Regions from separate parts of the Homo sapiens genome. Here regions 1 and 2 are each linked to region 3. A link is a contact called in ENCODE Hi-C or POLR2A ChIA-PET data. All regions are on one chromosome and are shown on one strand. Each heading gives the region's core, a stretch centred on a gene start or an enhancer-like site at or near the end of the contact. The rest is flanking DNA. Distances are from core to core; before and after follow the strand shown.

Region 1 (4,194 bases), core at 1,376-3,875, 98 kb before region 3:
GATTTTATCTCTGCAGCTGCAGGTGAGCCACAGCTGAACTCTCTGCTCAGCTTTATGGACTTCTAGCTGATGTTTCTGCTGGGCTTCTTGATGTCATTCCCATGCGGGCACAGTTCAGGGGTCAGTCAATAATTTGTGGGTCATTTATATGCAGATTTTGAGGCTTCTTCCTCAGAGGTTCTTTTTCAGGATGTCTCCCCTTTATTCCAGGTTCTTCTGGCGCCCTTGAGCTCCAACCTCTGATACCCAAAGTCAGAAAGACCACAGTTTTCTACTTGAGTTCTAGTTACCCCATGCCATGAAAACAGGGGCACTGTGTGCTCAGGGGAAAAGCCAATTAAACATGAATTTCACCCAGTAAGGTTATTTTCTTAAGCTCACTCTAGTTTCTGCCTCATTTTGGCAGCTCTCTAATGCTTTTGAGTGTTTGTTTTTAATACTTTTTTTCATGCATTAAAACTGTTTTTTATGGGATAATCTAATAGAAGCTATTCTGACACTACCAGCATAGGAACTTAGCCACTTCACTATCAAAGTTTTGGAAAAGTGATGCCCAGAGGGAAACAGTGACCTGCCCAATATCACATAGTAGTTATCAGCTGAGCCAAGTCTTGAAACCAGGTTTCTTTGCTACTCTTGTTGTATCTTGCTGCTAGGCGACCTTTAATGCTTTAGAAAGGGCTACTGAATAAGATTCACATAGCGTCAGGAATCCTTATCATAAGTATGTGGAGGAAGTCAAAAAGGAACATGAGAAATTTCGATGTCTAGTAGTTTTAGATCATTCAGAGCCATCAGGGAGCCAGGTAGTAGGTTACAGAGACAGAGGCTCAGCCTGTGGGCACTAAAAGGGACCAGAAATTCCACAGTGCCATGGCTTTAAGTACCACCAAGAGGCTGGTATCTGCCCAGTTTTATATCTGTACTCCAGACCCCCAGGTACCTTAGACTCAATCCATTCAGAACTAAACCATCCCGGTTTTCCCCATCCATGATGCATCTTCTCCTATGCTCCCCAGCTCTGATCAAGGTCTTACCATGAATCTACCTGGTTGTCCAAACTAGAATCTGAGAGCTCGTTCTTGACTCCTCCCTGGTTCGTTGTAGAGATTGACACAGATTCCACATCCTAAAAAGCTCCATCTCTTCCTTTCCATCTCTCTGGGCCCTGCTTTTATTCAGGGTTTCTTTCCTACTCCCTGGTTTATCATGATATGTCCCACGTCTGGTTAACTCCTACACACACCCCTGTCCAAAATTCCTCTATTGCCAGATGCAGATGTGTTGCTCCCTGATCTCTCACAGTCTACTGGGGAAAACAGGCAGATTAACATCTGGCTATAATACATAATGATAAGCCCTAATAGAAACTGTGAACTTAGACGGCATCAAATCCCCTGCATGGGGAACCCTCCTCTCTGCCTACAGGGGAATTCTGAGCAAACATCAAAGGGAGAGGAGTTTTCTCAATTACTCCTGGGCTCTACCCCACCTTGACCAGACACCCCACCTACGCTAAGTCAGGGCGCCTAAAATTGAACATTTTAGCTTCAAGGCGGGTGGGGAGAGAAGAGAAGCTTACATTTCAGACACAAAGAGAATAAAGAACAAAAGAAGCAATCGGGTATTTAAATATTTGTATTAATTAGCACCTAAAATCAGTTTCCTAAAAATAAAGGTAAAAATTCTTCCTGACCATCCTCTCCAAGTGTCTCATTCTAAAAGTGAGAGTAAGACTGACTTCCTGTTTTTAAAACTTCAGAAAGTGGAAAAGGCAGAAGCAAGACGTTGAACAAGACATAGAGCTGCTCAGCACCTTCATTTCCTCCTCCTTAAGGAAGAAGGTGATCATAATCTTCCCAGGCAGCTCATAAGGCTACTGCTTATTTCAAATAAGACAGCAAACGCCAAGGCCCTTTGAGAAATTCAAGATGCGATGACAAGAGGAATTATTATACCAGACACCTTTATGTTCCTTTTGCCTTCTCCGAATCTGTTGCGTCACCCCTCCAAGACTGATTGATATTCCAAAGACACAAAATAACTTAAACAATTCAGAGAGAGGCAGATCTGGAAGGTGGAAGTCTTCAATATTTCCAGGAGACAATGGGAGCCATGAATAATTCTAGGAGACAAGAAGACCATACAGAAATCCTCCTACTTGGTTTCAGTGTCCTTGATAACAAATGCCAAGACAGGCTATGAGATCTGGGAGAGTGGAGACCTGTGTTCTCACCTGATTTAAGGTCAGCATCCCTGGAAAGGATCACACACCCAGATGAGAGGGGAGCATCCTGCTCTACTGCCTCCCTGCTGCACCATGTTGGGCACGTCACGTCACTGCTCTGAGCCTCAGTTTCTGACCCCCCTCCCTCCTTCCCACTTTCCCATAGTTGTTGGGAGGGCAAGAGGAGATCAGGGATGTGGAAGCTCTTTGCAAACTATAAAAGGCTTCATACATTTACATTGTTGTCATCACTATCTGCGTGACTTGTGCTTTGGTGGAATAAGTCCATCTGTGCAAGGCAGGCCTTTGAAGGTATTCTAAGCCCTGCAGGCCTCCAGCGGCCCTCAACGTAAGCCAGTGGTGGAGTATGGTTTTTATCAGGAAGGCTGGCGGGAGACCAGACGCCACATAGCCTGCAGAACCTCAGGATACAGGCCGGCCCCGCCAGGGCTACTTGACCCCAAACCATCCCAGGGTCCTGCTCTGGCCTTTGCAGTCCCCAGTTTCCATGTGGTACTAGGTCTTGGCGTGGTGTGGAGAAGGAGGTGTTCTCTTTCTCTCTGTTGCAAAGGAATATTAGGAAATGCATCCGGATTTAGATTCCCAAATGGAACTCCAAGCTGTCCCCTTAATTGATTTCTTTTGCTTCCCTCAAGTCCTCAAAAACGTGTCGACATCCATTTGGAGTTGCCGTCCACCAGGCGCACACTGGCCAACTTTCTTCAATTAATGAGCTGTGACTGAAATTGAGAGCCTCACTTTCCACAGCCACGGCAGGAGATTGACCCTGCCTTGGCGATTAAACAAAATGTCAGTGCTGTGTCTGTGAAATATAAGTTATTAAAAACTGGCCACTCCAGCTAGCTCGGGCAGCACATTATCACTGATGACTATTGTCTTGGCTGTGGCTGGACATCCCCCGACACTCACCTCCAAATTTGGCCTGTTTGCTGCTTGTGCCTTTGCTCAAGTCAGTCCCCCTGCCCTGCACGCCCTCTCTATAGCTATGTGCTTGTCAAAACACAGCCAGCCTTCAGGACCCAGTTATTTGGATTTTTTATTCATTCAGTAAACATGTGTTGAATGTTCACTGTGCACCAGACTCTTGTCATTTATTCATTTCTATAAAAATGTATTAAATGAACAAGACAAACACCACCTTTATCCTCACAGAGCTCGGAGACTTGGAGGGACACATTTTGAAAGATGACTCTTGGCCGGGTGTGGTGGCTCACACCTGTAATCCCAGCACTTTGGGAGGCTGAGGCAGGCAGATCACTTGAGGTCAGGAGTTCAAGACCAGCTGGCCAACATGGTGAAAACCCGCCTCTACTAAAAATACAAAAATTAACCAGGCATGGCGGTGGGCGTCTGCAGTCTCAGCTATGCAGGAAGCTAAGGCAGGAGAATCAGTTGAACCCAGGAGGCAGAGGTTGCAGTGAGCCGAAATCACACTACTGCACTCCAACCTGGACAACAGAGGGAGAGTCCGTCAAAAAAAAAAAAATTTACTCTAAGGTGGCACAGTGGATTTAGGGCAGTGACAGATATGTATGAGTGCTATGGGGTACTGGGAAGGGGCACTGACTTCTGGAGAAAGTGCTATATTTTTTAAACATTTTTGTAATTAAAAATTTCAAATATTTATTTGGAACTGTTTGACGAACCCCTCGGTGCCCACCACCCAGCTTTAGCATCATCGATCATCTCACAGCCAGCCTTTTATCTCTAATCCTATCTGCCTCCCCACACTCTTGTGTTATTTTGAAGCAAATCCCAGACATCATGTTATTGTCTCCATGAGTCCACACCCCTTCTAATCTGTACTGCTCAGTGGCTTTAGGCCAGCTTTATGTCAATAAGGGAGCCACCAAAGTGTCCAAGGAGCACTGACCAGCCTTGGCGTCAGACAAATCTGAGTTCAAATCCTATTTCCCACACCTGCAAAGCTGCTGACTGTGCAAACG
Region 2 (4,358 bases), core at 591-3,090, 70 kb after region 3:
TTGGGGGCCTTTGCTCCTCTGGGCCTCAGTTGCTTCTGCTGTAAACAGAGGATGGAGTTGTCTTTGTCAACCTTTGAAAACACTTCTATTTCTGAAACCTCACAGCTGGGCCCAGCCTGCAGCTCTCAGGGTTTCTTCCCTCAGCACCAAAAGCCCATCCCCTAAAGCCTTGAACCCCAGCAGGGAACACTGCCTCCAAGACAGCTGGGATAGGGGCTGACCCTGAAGTGGCCACGTGGTTCCCAAAACTTGTAAGAGTTCCCCTAAATTCCCCTGGGTCTACTTATGGCCCCAGGCCAGCTGTGCCTTACTCACAGCCACAAGGCCTGGCTCTGCTGAATCTCAGCTCTGTGGTCTTGGGCAAGTCACCATGAGCCTCAGTGTTCCCATCTGTGAGACAGGAGAGGAGCCTTATGCCAGCAACACCCCTCCCCAAAGTGACTGTGAGCTCCAGGTGGAATCAGTGAAGCTCTGCATGTAGAGGGAGGACATCAGGACCAGGGAGGAATGTGTCTTTGAGGTGGCCTCCCCTCTCCACCCCGTCTTGTTCCCATGAATGACACGCTGTGTCCTGGGGCCTTTCTTCTTTGTAATCCCAGTGTCACTGAGGGCAGCTGAAGTGCTGCTTCTTCCCAGAGCTGTGTCAATGTGGGGGTGGGGGAATCTCCTGAAAGCCAGATCAGCACCCTCTAACCTCAAGGTTCCTGGCAGTCATCAAGGGAGCGCCTGGGGACAGGAAGCACTGAGCTTCCTCCACCAGCTGCACACTCGGCCAGCTCCTGAGAGGCTCTGGGCTCAACAGAGCCCAACGTCCGGTGTGACCTGCAGAAGCTCCTCCCCCGATGCCAGCACCTGAACCTCGGGGTACTGCCTGGTGACGAGTGGCGGAGCTAAGATGCCAGCTCCAGAATGTTCCTCAGGGAACCTCTCACTGCACAGACAAGGGGGCATGAGCTACCCAGCGCCCCCCGGCGAGGCAGTCCCAGGCCCCGACATTTCAGCTGCATGTGGTGCCCCACAGGTGCCCATGAGGAGGAGCTGAGACTGCAGAGGGGAGCGGCCCGCTGGGTCCATCTGCCCACCTGCGGCACGGGGGCGTCTGACGGGCACCCCCACGGCACCCCAACACGGGGGCTTAGGGACTCCCACATCTCCATTATGAGGGCTCAGATTTGTGGGCCAAATTCAAGCCTGAAGCTTCTCTGTTATTTGGCTGCAAAAGAATTCCTGGTGGGAGTGAACACCACCCACCCCTAACAAGGTGTCAGCCCTTTACCTTCTAGCTCCTGCTGCTCCCAAACCCCAGAAAAACCCACTCTGATTTGGCCTTGAAAACCAGAACAGTGACCCTTGCTGGCAGCCAAATGTTTGCACCACAGGCTCTGACATCCAGGCGTCTTAGGGTTGTCTTAGACATCCAGACAGCAAGACAGGCAGTGGGCAGCAGACCAGAGGTGATTGAATGGCCAACTACACCCCATGTGAGAGCAAAGTCCATGAGGGATACCCCTCTCCCCAATTCTTCTGGGGCCTTCCCTCCCCATAACACTTCCATCTGCCCAGACAAGGGCTTCTGGTGCCAGGGGCAGCTCCCTTCTTATCCTTTATACTTGGCTGTTTGTGCAGACCACACAAAGATGAGTCATGCTGAAAGGCAGAACCTGCCCAGGGCTCCGTGAGTAATTTAGGCACTCACTCTACTTCTATTAAATCCCCTTCCCTTGAGGATATTAATGGGAAAGAAATCTGACTAAAGTAATTCACACTCAGGTGTAGCTGACTAATAGCACTATGCGGGTGGGGAGAGGTGGGGAGGATTACCTTTTAGGTGTCTTGCTAACCCCAGATAGAGGAAGAAATCTCAGGCAGTTGACCAACCCATGATATCAGCCCTGAAGGCAGCTTAAGAGAAAAGGCAGGGGGTTGCATTAGTTCCCCAACATCTCTGCCGGGAAAGGACCTCAAGATCCATTATGCATTTGTGAGGTTAATCACAGCATCATAGCTGCTCAGAGTCAGAAAGACCTCACAGGCCAGGCAGACCCCTGGGGTATGCAAATGTGTGCAAACTAACATCCAGATTGGCATTCATTATTCTGTGGTCACCAGCTGAGGGACTTCTGTGTGGAGCACAGCTACGCTGCTGGCAGGAGCCCTGATGTGGAGCAACAATATCCTACTGGAAATGCCCAGGGTGGCCTTGGAGAAACTCCAGAGGGGCACAGGGATTGGCCTGCTGGACCCAGCTCTGGAGGACCAGCCAGAGATGCACACACACTCACTCAAGATGAAGTGCAAGCCTGTGTGTTTTAGTAAAAGGCAAATCTGAAACCGCCTTTGCAAAAATCATAACTAAGGAAATTATGACAGTGAGAGAAACCTGACAGGGCTGACTCCATCTTGTCTCAAGCCTCACAAGTTGGCTCTCTTTGCTCATTCTTGGGCTTGGGCCAAGCTAACTCTGGGAGACATTTATAGTTTAAATAACAGCTCTTCCCAAAAGCTAACGTGTTCTTGTAAAACAAATAAAAGGCCACCAAGTTAGGATAAGAGGGGCTTGAATTCTAATTATTATCAGCTATTGTTCTGGAGGTCATAAGATTTACAACTTCTCCAATTACTCTTGAAGATAACATCACTGTTGTAGAACCTAACATTGGCCTTTTGAGATAACTTTTCAGTTTTTTGCATGTCTGGCAACCTGATGGCCCCAGCTGGACCTGCCAACCACTTCTGTGGCCCCCACCCAGGAACCGCCTCAGCATAAGAGGACAGCTTTGACTCCTTATGATTTCATCCCCAAGCCAACCAATCAGCACTCCTGACTCACTGTCCTCCTACCCACTAAATTATTCTTAAAAACACCGATCCCTGAATTCTCAGGGAGACTGATTTAAGTAATAATAAAACTCCAGTCTCCCGTACAGCCGGCTCTACATGAATTGAACTCTTTCTCTATTGCAACTCCCCTATCTTGATAAATTGGCTCTGTCTAGACAGCAGGCAAGATGAACCTGATGGGCAGTTACAAATCATGCAAAGATGATATGAAGCAAATTACAGGGGAATGACCACAAAACAATCACCATCTCTCCCTGCCTGGTAAGGGTCCTACAACCCTGACAGAGGCGGTATAGAGCGGCAAATCAGGGGGAAGGGATAGCCTCTCACCACACCCAAATGTCCTCCAGCACCATCCTCCTTGGTCTGTTGCCCAGCAGTGCTCTGGGCCAGATACCTGTGCTCGGCACTGAGGGGCACCCAGTGTGACTCAAGCAGAGTCTCTCCCCCAGAAGGGGTTACTGGAGCCACATGTCCAACCACCAGGTCAGGTGAGAACTGAAGCTCAGAACCTCCATGCCAGGATGGGTCTCCATCTGTCCATTATCCACTACTGTTGTGTAGACTGTGCAAAGATGAGTATCAGGCTGGGCGCCGTAGCTCATGCCTGCAATCCCAACACTTTGGGAGGCCAAGGTGGGTGAATCACTTGAGCCCAGGAGTTCAAGACCAGCCTGGGCAACAAGGAGAAACCCCACCTCTACAAAAAATACAGGCACACACAAAAAATTAGCAGGGTGTGGTGGCACGCACCTGTAGTCCCAGCAACTCAGGAGGCTGAGGTGGGAGGGTCTACTGAGCCTAGGAGGTTGAGGTTGCAGTGAGCTGTGATTGTGCCACTGCACTCCAGCCTAGGTGTCAAGATGAGACCCTGTCTCAAAAAAAAAAAAAAAAAAAAAAAGAAGAAAAGAAAAGAAAAGGAAAAGATGAGTAACAGCTCTCCAAGGCAGGGCTCACCCAGGGCCTCACAGATAACCACTCATGTTGAACAAACCTTGCCTCACCAGGCTCTTAAAAGTGAATTTCAACAGAGGGACAAGTGAATGGAATGAATAAATAAATATTTACCATGTAGTATGAGTCAGGCACAGCAAATAGGGTGTCTTGTTTACTCACAGTGGCCTTAGGAGGAAGGTATTAGCATCTCCAATGGACTATTGAGGAACTAAGACTCAAAAAGATTAAGTGCCTCACCACGTCACACAGCTAGAAATTGATATGACCTCCACATTCATGGAGAAGTGAGGGGAAGTGGAGGGAGCTAAGGTTAATGTGGGTGATGTCAGAGGTACTGGTGACTTGCAACTGCCCTCCCCCTCATCTGGCCCCTCCCACTTCCAGCATGCACTCTCTCACCCACCTCATGCCCCAGCACTCACACACAATTCATGCTGTAGAGCACAGTTGGGCAAGGCAAGTGGCAGCTTTGAGCTCCCTCTGGAAGGGGCAGGGGAGGGGGAAATCATGCCCTTAGAGGCCCCTCCCCAACCCCTCCCTCCCCACCCCCAATCTGCTGC
Region 3 (3,944 bases), core at 225-2,724:
TCCCCACGGCATCCTCCTTCGCCTTTTTGATCATAAATCAATGTCCTTTTCCTCTGCTGCCCTGGAAGATGCAAGCTTAGATGACAACTCAGCTGTTCCCCTTCCGCCCCCAGGGCCAAGGCAAAGAGAAGCCAGGAAGATGAGCCAGTGAGGGAAGGTAGAGGGTTTCCAGAGCAAAGAGGCAGCTTTAGTCAACCCGTGGAAGGGACTTGCAGACCCGGACGATCCTTAGAAGGCTGATCAGGAAGCGACATTGACCAGGGGTGCCTGGCATTCTTCCCTGCCCTGGGATCAGCGTGGCCTCAGGAGTGCACCCAACAATGCCATCAGGCTGCCAGGACCCTCTACTGCCAGCTGGGTGACCTTAGGAAAGTCAGCTGGCCTCTCTGAGCCTGCTTCCCTGGGTGGACAATGGGGAAAACCCCTCCTTCTTGGGGTTGTTTGAAGATCAAATGGAATTCTTGAGCACAATCTCTTCCATTGTAATGGCTTCCTGGCTTGCTCCTACTTCCTCCCTGCTCCATTAAAGCTTAATCTGATAAATCAATTAAGGATAAAATACTATTGGCTGACCTCTGGTTAGTTGCCAGAGTTCAAGGACAACAATTTATTCCTCTGTGCATCTTCCTACCCCCAACCACCCCCCCGCTCCACCCGCGCGCGCGCGCGCGCACACACACACACACACACACACACACACACACACACACAGTGAATTGTCTAATGGCCTCTTCTTCCAGATAGGAGACACTCTTTGTGCCTCCATAAATGTAGCCTGGCACCAGTAAGTCCTGTATAAGTACTTAGTAGATAAAGGAATGAAAGCCTGGCCAGAGGGAAAATCCAAACCTCCTGCTAGGAGGAAAGCCAAAGGTCAAAGTTGGGTAAATAGGGGAAAGGAACCAGCCCCAGTAGCCAAGGTAGGTGAAACAGAAAGAAAAATCAGTAGAGAAGAGACAGGTTGGGAAGAGGAGTACAAGGTAGGTCAGGAGAGTTGTCCAGGTCATGCAATGAACAAGGTCTTCTGGGCTTTGAAAGACACATGACTGTAGCTCTGTGGCTTAAGGCTGGACTTCATGGTTTCTAGGACCAGACTGCTCTGGAGACCATGGAAATTGCACTGCCCAGCTGCGTGCTGGGGAGTCCTGGTGAAAAGACTGTTTCATTCCACTGAGAAGCCAAGGAAGCAAAGACGCGAAAGGGAGAAATAGGGAGGTTTCTGAGCAAGAGTGGCAAGAGGAAAGTGCTATTTCAGGGAACAAATGATTAGTGATGTTACACAGAACAGGTCAGAGGAGGAAAGAATGCAATTGGGGAAACTAGTGAGGATGCGGCCCAGGGAAGACTCAATGAAGACTGAGGCCAGGGTGACGAGGGTGGGAAAGGACACAAAAGAAGTAAACAAGAAAGGAAATCAAGACACAGACTCCCTCTCTGTGCTCCTCAGCCTGCTTCTCACCTTCCCTGCACCTGTCTCAGCCAAAGCCAGCCCTCAGGGCCCTCCCAGCCCCATGCCCCCGGGGCCAGGCCCAGTTACATCAGGTAAATAAAAAGGAAGTATGTGGTTTCTTCTTTCATTTCTCTCTCCTGACTTCCTCTGACTGCCAAAATTTGTCTGTCCCATCTGCAAAAATGTGACATTTTATATTCAAAGCAGTGCATGTCTAGTTATTTACTAGATGTGCAGCTAAGACATAATTACATTTAAAGTATTTTCCCCCAGGAATAGTCTTCCTTTAAGCAACAGTGCTCATTGTTTGAAGATCCTACATTTGGCGAAAAGAGTTCATAATTGCCTTGTAAACAGGTCTTGCAGACAGACACAGCAACAGCTACTTCTAAAACCTCCTGGAAGATTCTGGGGCTGAGAAAGTTGTGTATCTGTGTGTCTGCACATGTGTGGGTCCATGTGTCTGTGCATGTCCATTTGTGTGGGTGTGTTCTAGGTATGTGTGTGTGTGAGAGAGAGAGAGCACGTGTTTATGGAACACACGTCTGTGTCTTGTGTGTTGTGGAGGGGCAGAGCATGAAGAAGGAAACTAGTGTCTATTGAGAGCCTACCATGTTGCAAGTGCTTTGGGCATGGCCTTATTTAATCTTCAAATATTCTTGTCTCAGTTTAACAGCTGAAGAAACTGAAACTTAGAGAAGTAAAAGAACTTGCCCCAAATTAATCTGCCCATAAGTTTCAGAGATAGAACTCTGCTTCTCATAGTCTGTCTAGTTTGTGCTAAAAAGACTGAAGAAATAAAAGTACCATGTTGTGTTTTCACTCAGTGGCATACTTCATATTTTCTCAGATTCATTCATATATAATCATGTATATATCATTTTCTGAGTCCCTCCTGTCCTAGGCATTGTGGTAGAAACCTTACATATGCAATCTAATGCAATGCTTACCACCTCTCTGGAAGCGGGTTTATTATTGCCATTTCAGAGATTTAAAAAAATGAGGCATCAAGGGATTAGGTAACTCCCCCTCACAGAGCTGTAATGCAAAGGCAGCTTTGTTCAACTCCAAAGCCCACGCTCTTGCCCTTACATCCCACAGACTGGCTTCATTATTACTCAGTTTTGAGTCTTGAGAATTTAGAGTCTAGGTAGGCAGGAAAAGCATACATGTGACAACCAGAGTTATCACATGGTGGTCTGTATGTGAAGGCCAGCAGCTACCTTACATCACCAAAACTCAGATTATCTCCATCTTCCTGCTCTGCTACCCTCAGTCTGTCGGCTGCCTCAGACTAGTTTTCCTCATGGTTACAAGACAGTTGCCAGAGTTCCAAGCATTGCAAACAGCCTTGACTATACCCAGTGAAAGAAGGTAGACTAGTTAATTCTTATTTCTCTGTCTTTTTTCCTCTTTTTAAATCTTCATTTATTTTATTTTATTTCTACTATATCCTTCTAACTTTTTGTCTGTGTGTATACATAGAGGAAGTTTGGGAAGATGTTTACCTGTTGAAAAGGCATCTTTGTGTACTTTGATGCATGGTTTGATTTGTTTTTGTAATGAACATACAGAATTTTTTAGAAAAAATAGTATCTTTTAAAAAATGATGTCAGTATTCAAAAGAAATGAAACTAATCTCACAGTGTCATTCACCTGCTTAAGGTGCATCATTGGCTTCCCCACCACAGACCGGATGAAGGACAAACTCTATGGCAGTTTATAAGCCCTTCTGTCATGTGGCCTCTGTGTTCCTGCCGGAGGACTTTGGTCCTCAAACATGCAGATGTTTCTGTGCTTCCCGCCTTGGTTCCGGCGCTCTCTCCTGCTGGAGAACCTCCCTCCACTGCTCCGTCAGTGGAAACCCTGTGCCTTCCTCAAGGACCAAACCAAAAATACCTTGCTCCTTGCAGCTTCTCCAGGAAGCTCAGTCAGGAGATATTGCTCCCCTATCTAGAGGCCAGATTTTTGTGCATTTTGCATTGTGGTGAGTTTGGGTCAGTGGCATGCTGGAGCCGGTGGCTTTTTTCCACTCTTGAGACCTGAGCCTGTGCATCTCTTCCCAAGATGTCATATTGGTGTCTTGGAATCGGCCATGGAGAGAATATTTATACCATGGGAAATGACAAATGCTACAATTTTTTTTTCCTTAGGGAAGTTAGTTGTTAAACATTTACCAGCACACCTTCAGTTTGGGTAGGGGTCCATCTCAAAAATTGACTCAGAATTAATTCAGGGAGGCCTGTCTTATTTCGCTCCAAACTCCATCCCTCATGCTGCTAGCACAGTGCTGTGCTCAGTTCTAGAAAATTAGCTTTTGCAAGCAAAAGGGCAATCCAGGACTCCACTGTCATTGCCCCGCTATGGGAGCCAGCCAGCCCATGGCCCTGGGCTGGGGCTATAAGAGCTGCTGCAGTGCAGATTTCCTTCAGGCCTCCTGGAGACCTTGGGCCCCACCTGTTGGAGAGGGAACAAGCAGGGCTTAACAGGAATG

The links. A loop is a pair of places that touch in the nucleus more often than their neighbours do. ChIA-PET counts read pairs that join two places held with the same protein, here RNA polymerase II (POLR2A). Pooled maps may share reads with other maps.
Region 1: a pooled map shows a loop between it and region 3 (1.9-fold over the local background). The contact joins two enhancer-like sites. A Hi-C loop is called at or near these places in 2 of 168 maps with a recorded cell type or tissue (B cell and PC-9), 7 of 37 single-sample maps with no recorded cell type and 1 of 50 pooled maps. POLR2A ChIA-PET finds 5 or more read pairs at or near these places in 2 of 52 experiments (HEK293T and OCI-LY7).
Region 2: a loop to region 3 is called in a map of Calu3, with 6 times the contacts of the local background. The contact joins the promoter of LINC02205 here to the enhancer-like site in region 3. A Hi-C loop is called at or near these places in 2 of 168 maps with a recorded cell type or tissue (Calu3 and breast epithelium), 5 of 37 single-sample maps with no recorded cell type and 7 of 50 pooled maps. POLR2A ChIA-PET finds 5 or more read pairs at or near these places in 2 of 52 experiments (T-cell and activated T-cell).

What each region holds. Positions count from the first base shown.
Region 1 is chr15:70,334,862-70,339,055 of GRCh38, forward strand. No RefSeq gene overlaps it. Among named protein-coding and RNA genes, the nearest start is that of LINC02205, 170 kb to the right of the region's middle. Within about 2 kb of position 2,626, at least 2 of the 41 ENCODE cell types and tissues checked have a DNase peak (open chromatin) inside an H3K27ac peak, as active enhancers do.
Region 2 is chr15:70,504,088-70,508,445 of GRCh38, forward strand. It overlaps LINC02205 (long intergenic non-protein coding RNA 2205), which reads right to left and starts at 1,841. Exons shown (of 2, transcript NR_146562.1): 1 at 1,822-1,841; 2 at 1-38. RefSeq lists enhancers at 1-456, 1-109, 210-349, 390-439, 1,730-1,779.
Region 3 is chr15:70,434,062-70,438,005 of GRCh38, forward strand. No RefSeq gene overlaps it. Among named protein-coding and RNA genes, the nearest start is that of LINC02205, 70 kb to the right of the region's middle. RefSeq lists a silencer at 1,398-1,601 and an enhancer at 2,412-2,461. Within about 2 kb of position 1,475, at least 4 of the 41 ENCODE cell types and tissues checked have a DNase peak (open chromatin) inside an H3K27ac peak, as active enhancers do.